Regions from separate parts of the Homo sapiens genome. Here all the other regions are linked to region 1. The links are chromatin contacts, found by Hi-C or POLR2A ChIA-PET in ENCODE. All regions are on one chromosome and are shown on one strand. The core of a region is the stretch at or near the end of the contact, and the rest is flanking DNA. Distances in the headings are between cores, read along the strand shown.

What was found. Hi-C counts contacts between places; a loop is a spot of excess contacts on that map. ChIA-PET counts read pairs that join two places held with the same protein, here RNA polymerase II (POLR2A). Pooled maps may share reads with other maps.
Region 2: a map of IMR-90 shows a loop between it and region 1 (2.4-fold over the local background). The contact joins two enhancer-like sites. A Hi-C loop is called at or near these places in 3 of 168 maps with a recorded cell type or tissue (IMR-90, astrocyte of the cerebellum and chondrocyte) and 2 of 50 pooled maps. POLR2A ChIA-PET finds 5 or more read pairs at or near these places in 2 of 52 experiments (AG04450 and HEK293T).
Region 3: a loop to region 1 is called in a map of endothelial cell of hepatic sinusoid, with 4 times the contacts of the local background. The contact joins two enhancer-like sites. A Hi-C loop is called at or near these places in 5 of 168 maps with a recorded cell type or tissue (aorta, endothelial cell of hepatic sinusoid, naive thymus-derived CD4-positive, alpha-beta T cell and 1 more), 13 of 37 single-sample maps with no recorded cell type and 5 of 50 pooled maps. POLR2A ChIA-PET finds 5 or more read pairs at or near these places in 2 of 52 experiments (BJ and CD4-positive, alpha-beta memory T cell).

What each region holds. Positions count from the first base shown.
Region 1 is chr3:66,596,282-66,600,008 of GRCh38, reverse strand. The region is part of intron 1 of LOC105377141 (a long non-coding RNA gene); the gene reads right to left. Among named protein-coding and RNA genes, the nearest start is that of LRIG1, 97 kb to the right of the region's middle. Within about 2 kb of position 1,653, at least 2 of the 41 ENCODE cell types and tissues checked have a DNase peak (open chromatin) inside an H3K27ac peak, as active enhancers do.
Region 2 is chr3:66,807,704-66,811,430 of GRCh38, reverse strand. All of the region lies in intron 2 of LOC105377144 (a long non-coding RNA gene), which reads left to right. Among named protein-coding and RNA genes, the nearest start is that of KBTBD8, 190 kb to the left of the region's middle. Within about 2 kb of position 1,615, at least 3 of the 41 ENCODE cell types and tissues checked have a DNase peak (open chromatin) inside an H3K27ac peak, as active enhancers do.
Region 3 is chr3:66,392,130-66,395,856 of GRCh38, reverse strand. It overlaps LRIG1 (leucine rich repeats and immunoglobulin like domains 1), which reads left to right. Exons shown (of 19, transcript NM_015541.3): 12 at 1,654-1,817. Among named protein-coding and RNA genes, the nearest start is that of LRIG1, 110 kb to the left of the region's middle. RefSeq lists an enhancer at 2,200-2,249. Within about 2 kb of position 1,641, at least 9 of the 41 ENCODE cell types and tissues checked have a DNase peak (open chromatin) inside an H3K27ac peak, as active enhancers do.

The DNA of each region.
Region 1 (3,727 bases), core at 404-2,903:
TTGAGCACTCATTAAGTTAACATACATCGTGGCTTTTACACATGACTTAGGGCTTGATACATATTATTTCATTTGATCTTCATAATGTTCTTTTAATCTTACTATTTAAATCTTTTTTTACACATGAGGAAATACATATAGCAAGGTTAGATCACCTGTTTAAAAATCACACAGCTATGAAGTGGCAGAGCCAGGATTTTCATCAGAGAAGTTTAAAGAAAGAGCTCATTTTCAGCCGGGCATGGTGGCTCACGCCTGTAATCCCAGCACTTTGGGAGGCCAAGGCGGGTGGATAAAGAGGTCAGGAGATCGAGACCATCCTGGCCAACATGGTGAAACCCCATCTCTACTAAAATACAAACAAATTAGCCGGGCGTGGTGGCATGTGCCTGTAATCCCAGCTACTCGGGAGGCTGAGGCAGGGGAATCGCTTGAACCCGGGAGGCGGAGCTTGCAGTGAGCAGAGATCGCGCCACTGCACTCCAGCCTGGTGACAGAGCGAGGCTCCGTCTCAAAAAAGAAAAAAAAAAAAAGCCAAGAAAGAGCTCATTTTCTTGATTCCATGCTGCACTGCCTCTCTCACTATTCACCTATCCATTGTCATAACATTTCATCATTCTTTTGCTGTGGAACAAATTACCACAAATTTAGCAGGTTGGAACAACACAAATATATTATCTTTCCAGCTCTGTAGGTGAGAGGCCTGTTCATGGGACTTAGCTGGAGTCTCTGTTCAGAGCTTCACTGGGTTGAAATCAAGATATTAACCAGGGCTGTGGTTCTCATTTGGGGCTTTGGGTGCTCTTCTAAGTATGCAGGTCATTTTTCTGCCAACTGTCAGCCAGGTACCACTGTCAGCTCCTATAGGCTACCCCAGTCCATCACCACATCCTCCACAGGCTTTCACAAACCTGGGTGTCTGCTTTCTCCCAGGTCAACAGAGACCCAGCTCTCTGAGTTCCACCTCTGCCACCTTCTCCTTTGAAAGGTCTCATGTGATGAGTTCAGGCCCACCTGGATAATCACCCTATCCTAAAATCAACTAATCTGGGGCCTTAATGACATCTGCGTACATCTTTCACAGCAGTACCTGGAATCACGTTGGACTGTACATGATTCACATACACGGAAAGTATGTGTGCATCAGGTCCTGGAAATCTTGGGAGCCATCTCAGAATTCTGCCTGCCATTTTTAATTTCTGTGTTTTTAAGCAGTGGTTGCTGACGCTATCAAAGAGAGTTGCCTGCCCATGCTGTGTTTCCAGGCCTAACACTGCCCTTCACACCCCTCCTTCCCCACCTTGCTCGGTGTCCCATGCATGCATACAGGAGTTGACCAATGCTTTCCTGATGGTGAGGTTTGGGGGCTGCACCTCAATCGTTATCTTCATCAGCTCCATGAATTTCCCTATAGTTCTTCCCCCCTCCGTTCTCTGTTAGGAAAGCCAGGTAATTCCCATTATGAAGAGGGAAAGTCCGTGATCTTGGAGCGGAGAGAGGGGTACCCGTGCCAACTATAACTAGGACTGATTCCAATTCAGCTGGTCAGTGCCATTTGGTGGAATCCAAACCTTATTTCTGCCTTCTCAGCCCTGACTTGCCCTCCCCCACCTACCCTCCCCACTACTATGTTCTCTGGTTTCCCCTGAAAATTCCTGTGTTCTTACGAGCATGCCAAGAAAATTGTGCTCAAACCATCTGGACAAGTAATCCCAGCGTGAAAATATCTTGGTGCTTCAGCTTCCCAAACTAAAAAGGTTTTAATTTGAGTCACCCACAGAGACCCGCCCTAAAACAGCCTAATTTTTTTAAAAAGGAAGGGAAATGAGACCTTCATAGAAAGGCAGCCTCTAGACTAGAAAATTTCACCCTGCCATAGATTTCTTCACATCTGATCTCCGTGAAAAATTCCACTAATTTTTCAAAAGTAACAAGTGAAAAATGTGAAAGATGGGATGTAGAGAATTAGCTGTACCACGTATGTGGACTAGTTTAAAGGTTTAAAGGTAACAGTCCTTCAGAAAAAAATTGTCAAATGAAGTAAGATTTTCGTTCCAATCAGACTATCTGGCATCTGTTTATTTGGTTCTTGATAATTTCAAGGAGAATATTGATACTGGCCCATCTAGGAATCCCATAAAAGAGTGTAAAGTGACCATACGCTAGCATATGAGTTAGACATTTTTATAGAAAATGGAAGCCAATATAATTCTTAAATGAGTGTATATTCTGCAATTATATTTAGTGAGATTAAAGATCAAAAAAATACTGGCTGGGTTCAGAAAGGTCAAAACACCTAGGATCTTAACCAAGTCCAAACTCTGCAACTGAACTCATCAAAGCCAACTCTCTCCCCAGTTGCCACTGAAAAAAACACAAAAAGGCCTGTGGAAGCCCAATGTAGATGAGCTGGGGTATGAATAGGCCAACTCCCATCAGTCATTGTGAAATGGCCTTGTTGTCTGGAGTAACAGCTGAGGTTTGTCGTCTCACGGCAACATGAGGTTTGTTGTCCCATGGAGAACAAGGACGCAGACACACAAAGAGTGAGTTTACGAGCAGGGGGTTTTATAGATGAGCTGGTGAGGAGGTGGTATCTGATTTACATACACCATGAAAGACTGGTTAGAACAGGTGTGCCATTTCTATAGGGAGAGAATCTCTGGTAGCTTCCACCCTAATCTTTTATTATGCAGGTGGGTTCTCTGCCTGAGTTGAGCCATGTTGCCCATTTCTTTATTACTGTACACGTGGTAACAACAACAAAAAAAGGGAAGATGGAGTCTCCATGTTGGACATGCCTGGCCCCCAGGTAGCCCTTTTCTGTTGGTGGAGCTACTAGCATTTCCCCGTGCAAGCTTCCAGCTTTATCTATGTTTGCAGCTAGATTTTTCATGCTGCTCTTTATTAGAAAAGGAATGACTTTGGGGGCTGCTTTTTGTTAGAAAAGAAATTCTGCCAAGGGCTCTTTTGCCCTCACTATCTGCCTAAATAATTTCTTTCTACCTCCTCTATCAATTGGTTAAGGGCTGTTCTCGGGGGGCATTAACTCTCTAGGATACCATTTGCCTGCTTCACGGGGCAGAGAAGACCCCAGCAGCCAAAGAAAGCCCTCAGGCAAGAAATGCAGGCTCTGATCCTTGAAAAGAAGATATGAGTGCCTGATATGTCAGGAGATTTAGTGAGGTGCTTCATTTCTCCTAAGAAGGGATGTAACAAGCTCTGCTCCCATTTTCTCTTAGAACCTGTGGGGGCAAAAACCCCACTACAGAGAGAAAAATGTTTCTTGACATACAAAGGATGTTCAGAAAGTACATTATGATATTAAACAACAGGATAAAGATCAATATCCTGAATGTGGTCTCTGGTATCTCCTCATCTCCTCTGTCCGTCCTCTGTGTTCTTCGTGATCCGCCACCCTGGCCTTCTTTCAGGGACTTAAACCACCCTGCTCCATCCCCAGCAGAAGCTTTGTACATGCTGTTCTCCCCACCCTAGTTTGGGGATCCTTTCTTTATTAGCTCAGTTTTTCCTTGTATAAAAATGCCTCCTGACCCCACCCACACCCCAGACTAGGTTAGATCAGAACTTACATCCATTCCAAATGTGTACCCATCCTTTCATTAGATCAGTAAGCTCAGTGAGGGCAAGGACACAGCTGCCCCCAATTCCCTACCCTATCCACAAAGTCTGGCACCATGCCTGGCACATAAGAGATTAGGGAACA
Region 2 (3,727 bases), core at 366-2,865, 210 kb before region 1:
AAGTTTACTAAAATCCTGCCCTACCATGGTCTTTCATAAGTGTCACCTTCTTAATGAAGACTTTCCAAATGGACTCACCCAGATGCCTCTCCTTTGTTCATATACACTTCGTACTAAGTCTGTCTGTCCCTTTCTTAACTGCCTATCCCCATTCTGTTATGGCATTGTACTATTTGTCTTGTTCTGACTTATGAGATAGGAGAGAAGATGAGCATCGAAACTTGCTCTTATCTATAGTCCTATAGTGCTTAGCGCAATGTCTTGTCCTAGCAGAAGCTTTGAGTTGCAAGTAGGGACTTGAAAACACAATCCAAACCACAAAGATAAGTCATTGACTGAAATCAAATATATACCTAATCATGATTTGGAGTTTTAAATTGCAATCCTAGGACTGGTTCCTCCATAGGAAGGCTATGCAGAAATAGAGGCTTCCCAGCAACCTAAAGACAAATAACAACAGTGTCTTCAAAAGATTCTTCATGTGAATACAGAGATGACAACCTGATGATCTACAAGTTTATTTCGGCCTCCAGAGCTCTTCTTTTTCTCTAGAACTGTATAGACCCATGAAGGGATATATATATATATATATATATATATATATATATATATATATATATATATATATATTTTTTTTTTTTTTTTTTTTAAGTTACCAGCATTTTAAAATGGGAAGATTTCGTACAAAAATCTAGATTTCTGACTTCTTTTAGAAGAAGCCTGGGTTCCCACGTGGCAACTATCTATAGTAGCATAGTAGTGACTGCTCTCTGTATATGAAGTATATGATCTCCAACTTGCCACAGTCCCCACCAATCCCTGTTGTATGTCTGATGTTGTAGCTCCAACACAGTAGCTATTTATCTTTGTGCTTGCTCTGTTTATGTCAGTCTGTTTTCAAAAATAGAATTGAAAGAAAAATTTTTACCCATATTTTTAATAAAAATATAAAACTAAAAATAGTCTGAGAAGCAGCTGGTAACATATAATTAAGCTTGTGGATTCAAAAGTCAGACTATCTGGACCCAAATCTGGTAGCCTCTTCTAGTTGAGTTGCCAGATAAAATATAGAAAACACAGTTAAATATGAATTTCAGATAAATAATGAATAATTTTTAGTATAATTGTATCTCATGTATTTTTATTTGCCAAATCTGAGAACCCTACTTCTACTTACTATGTGACATCAGGCAAATGAGTTAGCCTCTCTGTGTCTCAGTTTCCTCATAAGTAAACTGGGGATAATAAAGGAACATTGTGAGTATAAAATAAATATTAACTACTATCATTGTTAATTTATTTAAGAAATAATAGCAGACAGAATATTCTCTTGGGACAGTGAAGAACATGTCTTTATATTTGATAAAGTGTGTCTTATCCTAAAATATACAACTGAAGATGTTGCATTTGAGTAGCAGCTGCTCTAGACAAATCTTGAAAATCTCAGTGGCCTCATGCTGAAGATTTATTTCTACTTTATGTAATGTGGACTATAGGTCAAAGGCCAGATAGCTCTCTCTTATATGGAAGATGTGGCCTCCAAAGTCACTACAGCAGAGGAAGGAGATGGAGAAGGCAGGCCCCCTGTTAGCAACCTTGACCTGAAAGTGATACGAGAAGCTTCCCCTAACAGCCCATTGGCCAGAACTAGTCACATGGTCCTAAGCTAACTGCAACGGAGACTGGGAAATACAGGGGAGCATATAGATTGGTGAACAGTAACCACTTATCTGCCTGGCTGCTATAGACAACTCGACTTTTAACTCCAGTGTATGCAACGGATTCAAAATCAGAAGACCCTCCTTGTTCTGCTCTTTCTCAAGCAAGAGAAATATAGCCAAAGGATTTTTCTTTCCCTGGGAGGTTCGTTTACTCCCCAACCACTGGAGAAACAAAGAGATTTCTTTTTTTCTTCCTGTCAGGAGCAGGAAGTTGTTCTAAGTTCAGTTGATTATATTGTTGACTTAGAAACTTTGAAACAGAATCCAAAGTCAAACAAGAGAAAAGGGAAGCGGGAAATTAAAGTTTTCTGATTAAGGGCCCACGGATATCACAAGCAGTAAGGTCTTTCCAATTTGTAGCACATATGCCAGATCTCATTTTTCATTTTGGATTTGGAGCTTCCTAAACCCTGATTCTTCCAGCATTTGCAGAGTAATTCTCAGAAGATAGACAAAAGCCTGCACAGGTCCAATCACTGGGGTGAATCCAGGTGTTTGCCTGGAATGGAATTTCACCAAAAGGAATTCAGTCTGCAGCTTTGCTTTCAGGAGAATGACACATGGATCAATACAGCAGCCAGCACCAGGCTCACTGGCTGGTCCCGGGTTGAAGGCCAATGCCATCTGCCAGGCTGCCAAGGTTAATGAAGCTGTGTTGTTCTAATCTCATCTTAAATGAGGTTTTTGAGCTGTGAACAGGGAAGGAGAGCGGGTGAGCCTATCATGAGTGATGAGGCTTTGTCAGTTATACCCCATGTGTACGATTCATAAATCAGGTAATATTTCCTGATCTGAAAATCTGTATTTGCAGCTTTGGTAATGATTTTTAGATAAGTTTTGAGGAGTTGCAAGTAGGGACTTGAAGAAAACCGCCAACTGATAAGCCATCTGTGTGTGCTAGGAAGAAGTTCATTTAATCTTTCTACTCTGAAAGAAAAGGAAGGTACTGTTGGCAGATCCATACAATATGTGTGATGGCCAGCGTGGCAGAGACTCAAAGTTGGGAGGAAAATCGTTTACCCAACATTATCATTCTGCCTGAATCATCATCTAAAATTTCATAAGCATTAATTCTGGTGCCATAATAGTCTTTAAAAAGAAAACTTTCCCAAAATGATAGACTTGTTCTGTATTTACTAACATCACTGTGAGGCATTTGCTAGAAGTTTGGTAAAGTCAAGGAGACTTAGTGGCACTTAAATTCTTTTGAGAGCTATATTGATCCCTTTCACCTATCCTTGGCTTTGCCTCTGTCCAAAATCCAGAAACCTCTTACAGTTCCAGGTTCATAAGACATGCTAAAAACTTTCTCCTTAGGGGAAGTAATAATTTTTAATATGAAGGCTATTAAAATGCCAACAAGGAGTTTTTCATAATATGCTAAATTGTTTTACCTCTACCTAAGCAATCTTTACTTAACTGAAATGTTGATTTTTTTTTATGTCATGGTTTCTTTCATGAAGAGTCTGTGCATTTCACCTACTTGAATGTAATCCTTCCCAGACCAGCTACCTTGTGCACAGAATTGGAAGAGCTATAAAGTCACATTTTTATCCAGACCCTTTTACTTGACGTTAATATGGCAGTTGACACTGAGATTATTCTACTCTAGTTGAATTTCTAAAGAACTCTATCTGCTCTTCAGCAGACCCATTAATCAGTTTGATTCCCAAGTCTGACCTCTCCAATACATGGCGTTATGTTTTCTCAGCACTTCCTCCTCCTTGGTATTGCACCGGATTCTTTTGAATCTCATCCTGTCTGTTCTCTTTTTTTTTTTTTTTTTTTTTTTTGGAGACAGAGTCTCACTCTGTCACCCAGGCTGGAGTGCAGTGGTGCGATCTCAGGTCACTGCAACCTCTGCCTCCCGGGTTTGAGCAATTCTTCTGCCTCAGCCTCCCGAGTAGCTGGGACTACAGGTGCGTGCCACCACATCCAGCTATTTTTTTTTTTTTTGTATTTTTAGTAGAGATGGGGTTTCACTGTGTTAGCCAGGATGGTCTCGA
Region 3 (3,727 bases), core at 392-2,891, 200 kb after region 1:
AGGTGCTTCTGACAGCGGAGAGTTCTCCATCCAGGCTGAGTTCCCCCCATGCCTGGCGCAGCCAGCCCTGACCCCCATGCAGGGTGCACTCCTGGGAGCTGCCCTCCCCAAACACTGCATGGGAATTGACCATTTCCTCAGGGATGGCCGTTACAGCCCTTCCGCCACCTGCAGTGACTCCACAGTAGGACAGCCCTCCAGATGGCTCTCAGCAGAACGCTACCTGCCCGTGAAATAAAAATGCAAACTCTCATGCTGATTTTAAGATCTAATATGGGCCAGCATCCCAGTTATAATGGCCTTGAGATAAGTTATTTCTGTTTTTGGAAAAGCACTTTCCAAAATTATAATTATTTTAATAAGATGCCCAACTCATCTAGGGGTGATGGGGAACATGAGGAAGAGTGGATTTTACTTAATTTAGCCTTGGGTCATCTGCTTACACTTCATTCTTCCTTGCTGTGACAGTTTCTCTGCTCATTAGAAATCTGGAGAGAAACAGAAGAAAATGGAAGGCCAGTCCATTTGGTTGCTTTGTTGATGTCTGAGGACAGTGGTGGGTGGAGAAGGCAGCCAAAGTCGTGCTCTTGGCCTGCATGATGTTTTTGGAATTTCTGCGCATACCTGTGCCTCCTGTTTGTCACCATGTACCAGAGACAGTGTATTGCAGGGAAGCCTGTGTGCTCTCTTTCCCAGTCTTCCCTTATCGTGGGCCAGCCATCATTCTTTAGCTCACAGCTCTGAGGTCTTCCAGGAACAAGGCAGCTAGACTCTTGGTTGACTTATCTTCAAGTGACTCCTCAGGAAGGAATGTCCGCTGAGATGGCGATTCCGATTTCTGTTTAAAAAGCTTATCCTTAGTTGCTGAGAAATGAAAAAGAAAATATTCTCTGTTTTGGTTGGAGCCCCACAAAGCTAAAGTTGTGCATTCTCATGCTCCCTGGGCAGTGGCAATTAACTAACAAGCACTATTTAGGGAGCAGAGCCGAATTCTGCCGGCCCCCTGAAGAATACTGGTGCAAAGATCAAGGCACAAACAAGAGGGTGGCACAGTGACGGGGCTTATTACATTTGGAAGTAAGAAAACATGCAGCTTTGCCAAATGGAAAAGGAACAGCCATGAGGCAAAAGAGCCCTCCTCGGAACTTGTTGCAGAATTTGGATCAAAGTCTCAGGCCGAGTTTGGAAGCTCCAAGTAGTTTATCAGGAAAGTGGGAAAAACCAGAGGGGGGATGGTGGCAGCATAGCACTGTTGGATGTATCAGAGGTCAGGAGAGGTCAGAAGGCAGCCCAGGGTCACACAGGAACAGTGTCTGTCCCAGAACATGGCATGGATAAGCTCCACGTTGCTGCTGCTCCAGTTGCGGTCCTTGGGTCAGCAGCCCCAGCATGATACGTGAACTTGTTAGCAGAGTCGTGGGTTCCACTCCTGACCCACCCAATCAGCAACTGCATTTTTTCAAAATCTCCAGGTGGGTTATATGCACTGCCCTGGGAAATTGGAGAGGAAGTGTGAGAAAAACCATTTCCCCCTTCCAGCTTGCTGATGTTCACTTGAGAAGCTGATTGGAGGCGACTGATCATTGTGTGTGTGAAGGGAGTGTCCCTCCTTTGCGGCTGCACCTGAAGCATCCACTGTTGTGTTTCTTTCAGCCATATCAGCAGCGACAGCTTCCTGTGTGACTGCCAGCTGAAGTGGCTGCCCCCGTGGCTAATTGGCAGGATGCTGCAGGCCTTTGTGACAGCCACCTGTGCCCACCCAGAATCACTGAAGGGTCAGAGCATTTTCTCTGTGCCACCAGAGAGTTTCGTGTGCGGTAAGACTGTCTTTGTAACTTTTTCTCTCCTTCATGAAGGACAAGGAAGCCAGGAGGTACTCTTCATTATGGGAGTAATTCCTGTGATCAGAGTAAACCCCAGCCCGTGGTTACAGATCAGCTGCTGGATGCAATTTATTTCTTGCTGAAACCACACACAGTATTTACCGTAGAGTTGCCTCATTATGTGGTTCTTGGAGGACATGCATTTAATCAGAAGGGAGTATAAGTTGGTTCAGTTACAAATCAGAATAATCAGTTACAGGAAGATAGTTCTGTTGTTTCAGAAGGGCTCTGGTGCCCGGGTTTAGCTGCGAATGTACTCCGCGTACGAGGCTGGCGTTTTAATGTGTGTTTCTTTCCGACCCCAAGAATGAAAGGTTAAATACAGGAAGAACAAGTCTCAGGAGAACAGTTGCTGTAGTAAAAATAATTCCTTGATGTTGACTTGTACTCTTGCTGTTTCTCCAAACCACTGAAATCTGCACTTGCAGCTTTACATTCTTTTTGCCTTCTGATTCCTGGAGCGTAGCTCTTGCCATCTTTTTGACTGGGAGTCGGGATCCAAGTTTGGTTGCAGAGAGCACAGAAAATGCTGAACAGCTGAAAACACACACGCAGGCTAGCTCAGACAGGACTGACACAGGCTCACGGTCAGGAAGACATGGTCAAAAAATGAGATGAATTTTGAGTTTTTCCTGTTTGCTTGCTCTAAGCAGGAGCAAGAGTGGGATTCCCAGGCCTGACTGGAACTGCTGGGCAGGTGTTAAGTCCCTCCTGCCTTTTGTGCTCACTGGTCTCCCTTGAGCCTTGAGATCCCTGCTGTGAGGATCCTAACCAGGAACTCACCCATCCATATGGCAACCCTTGTGGGCCACTTCTGTCTCCTACTTTCTGGCCATAGCAATAGCCATTGTGCCTGCTGGAGTAGCCAGTGTGCCTGCTGGAGGCAAGATGTGTGTGCCCTCTCCATGCATCCACCCCTACCTTCACCATCACCACTTTTGAGAACAGGCCTGCTGAACTTCCTCTGGATCCAGACCAGGGACACGTCTTAAACCCACTGCGAACATGGCAGCAGCTCTCCAAACTGACTTTTCATACCGATCTGTCTTATGGAGCCTTCTGTGTGGAATCTAATGCTCGCACAGCTCCATTATCCAGGCACAAAATGGCTGTATAATCCATTGTTCATTGGCCCATTGTCATCAAGTCCTTGACCCTTAAATTGTTTATAGACCTCCCTCAAATAAAGCTTTCCATCGCTCCCTCCCCTTTCCTGCCATAGGGCAGGCTTTCCCTCTGGGTGAGCCAGGTAGGACTTTGGTAAGTTCACCTAGCCCCCAGCCTGTGGCCCTGGCATATTCTGGATTGCAAGAGTTGTTTATTTCACATCTGTCATCCCCACCCCCACATTTTAGCTCAAGCTTCCCCCCCTCTAAAAACGTCAGGTGTTAATGGGAATCATGAAAACACTTGGCAGAAGATCAAGGTTTCAGGCTTTATGGGAGTCTCCCACTCCTTTTTTAAAAACGGAAACATAAGCACTCCACATCCACTAGGACAGCTAGAATCCAAAACTCAGATAATAACAAGTGTTGCTGAGGATAGGGAGAACCCTCCTACACTGCTGGTGGGAGTGTAAACTGGGGCAGCCACTTTGGAAAACAGTCTCGGCAGTTCCTCAGTTCAACATCCAGTTACGACATGACCTGGCAGTTCCACTCTTGGGTGTATACCTAAGAGAAATGAATGTATATGTTCACACAGAAACTTCTTCATGAATGTTCATAGCAGCATTATTCATAATGGCCAAAATATGGGCACAACCCAGGTATCAGTGGATGACTGGATAAACAAAAGGTGGTATAGCCATACAATGGAATATTCATTAGGCTGTGAAAGCAATC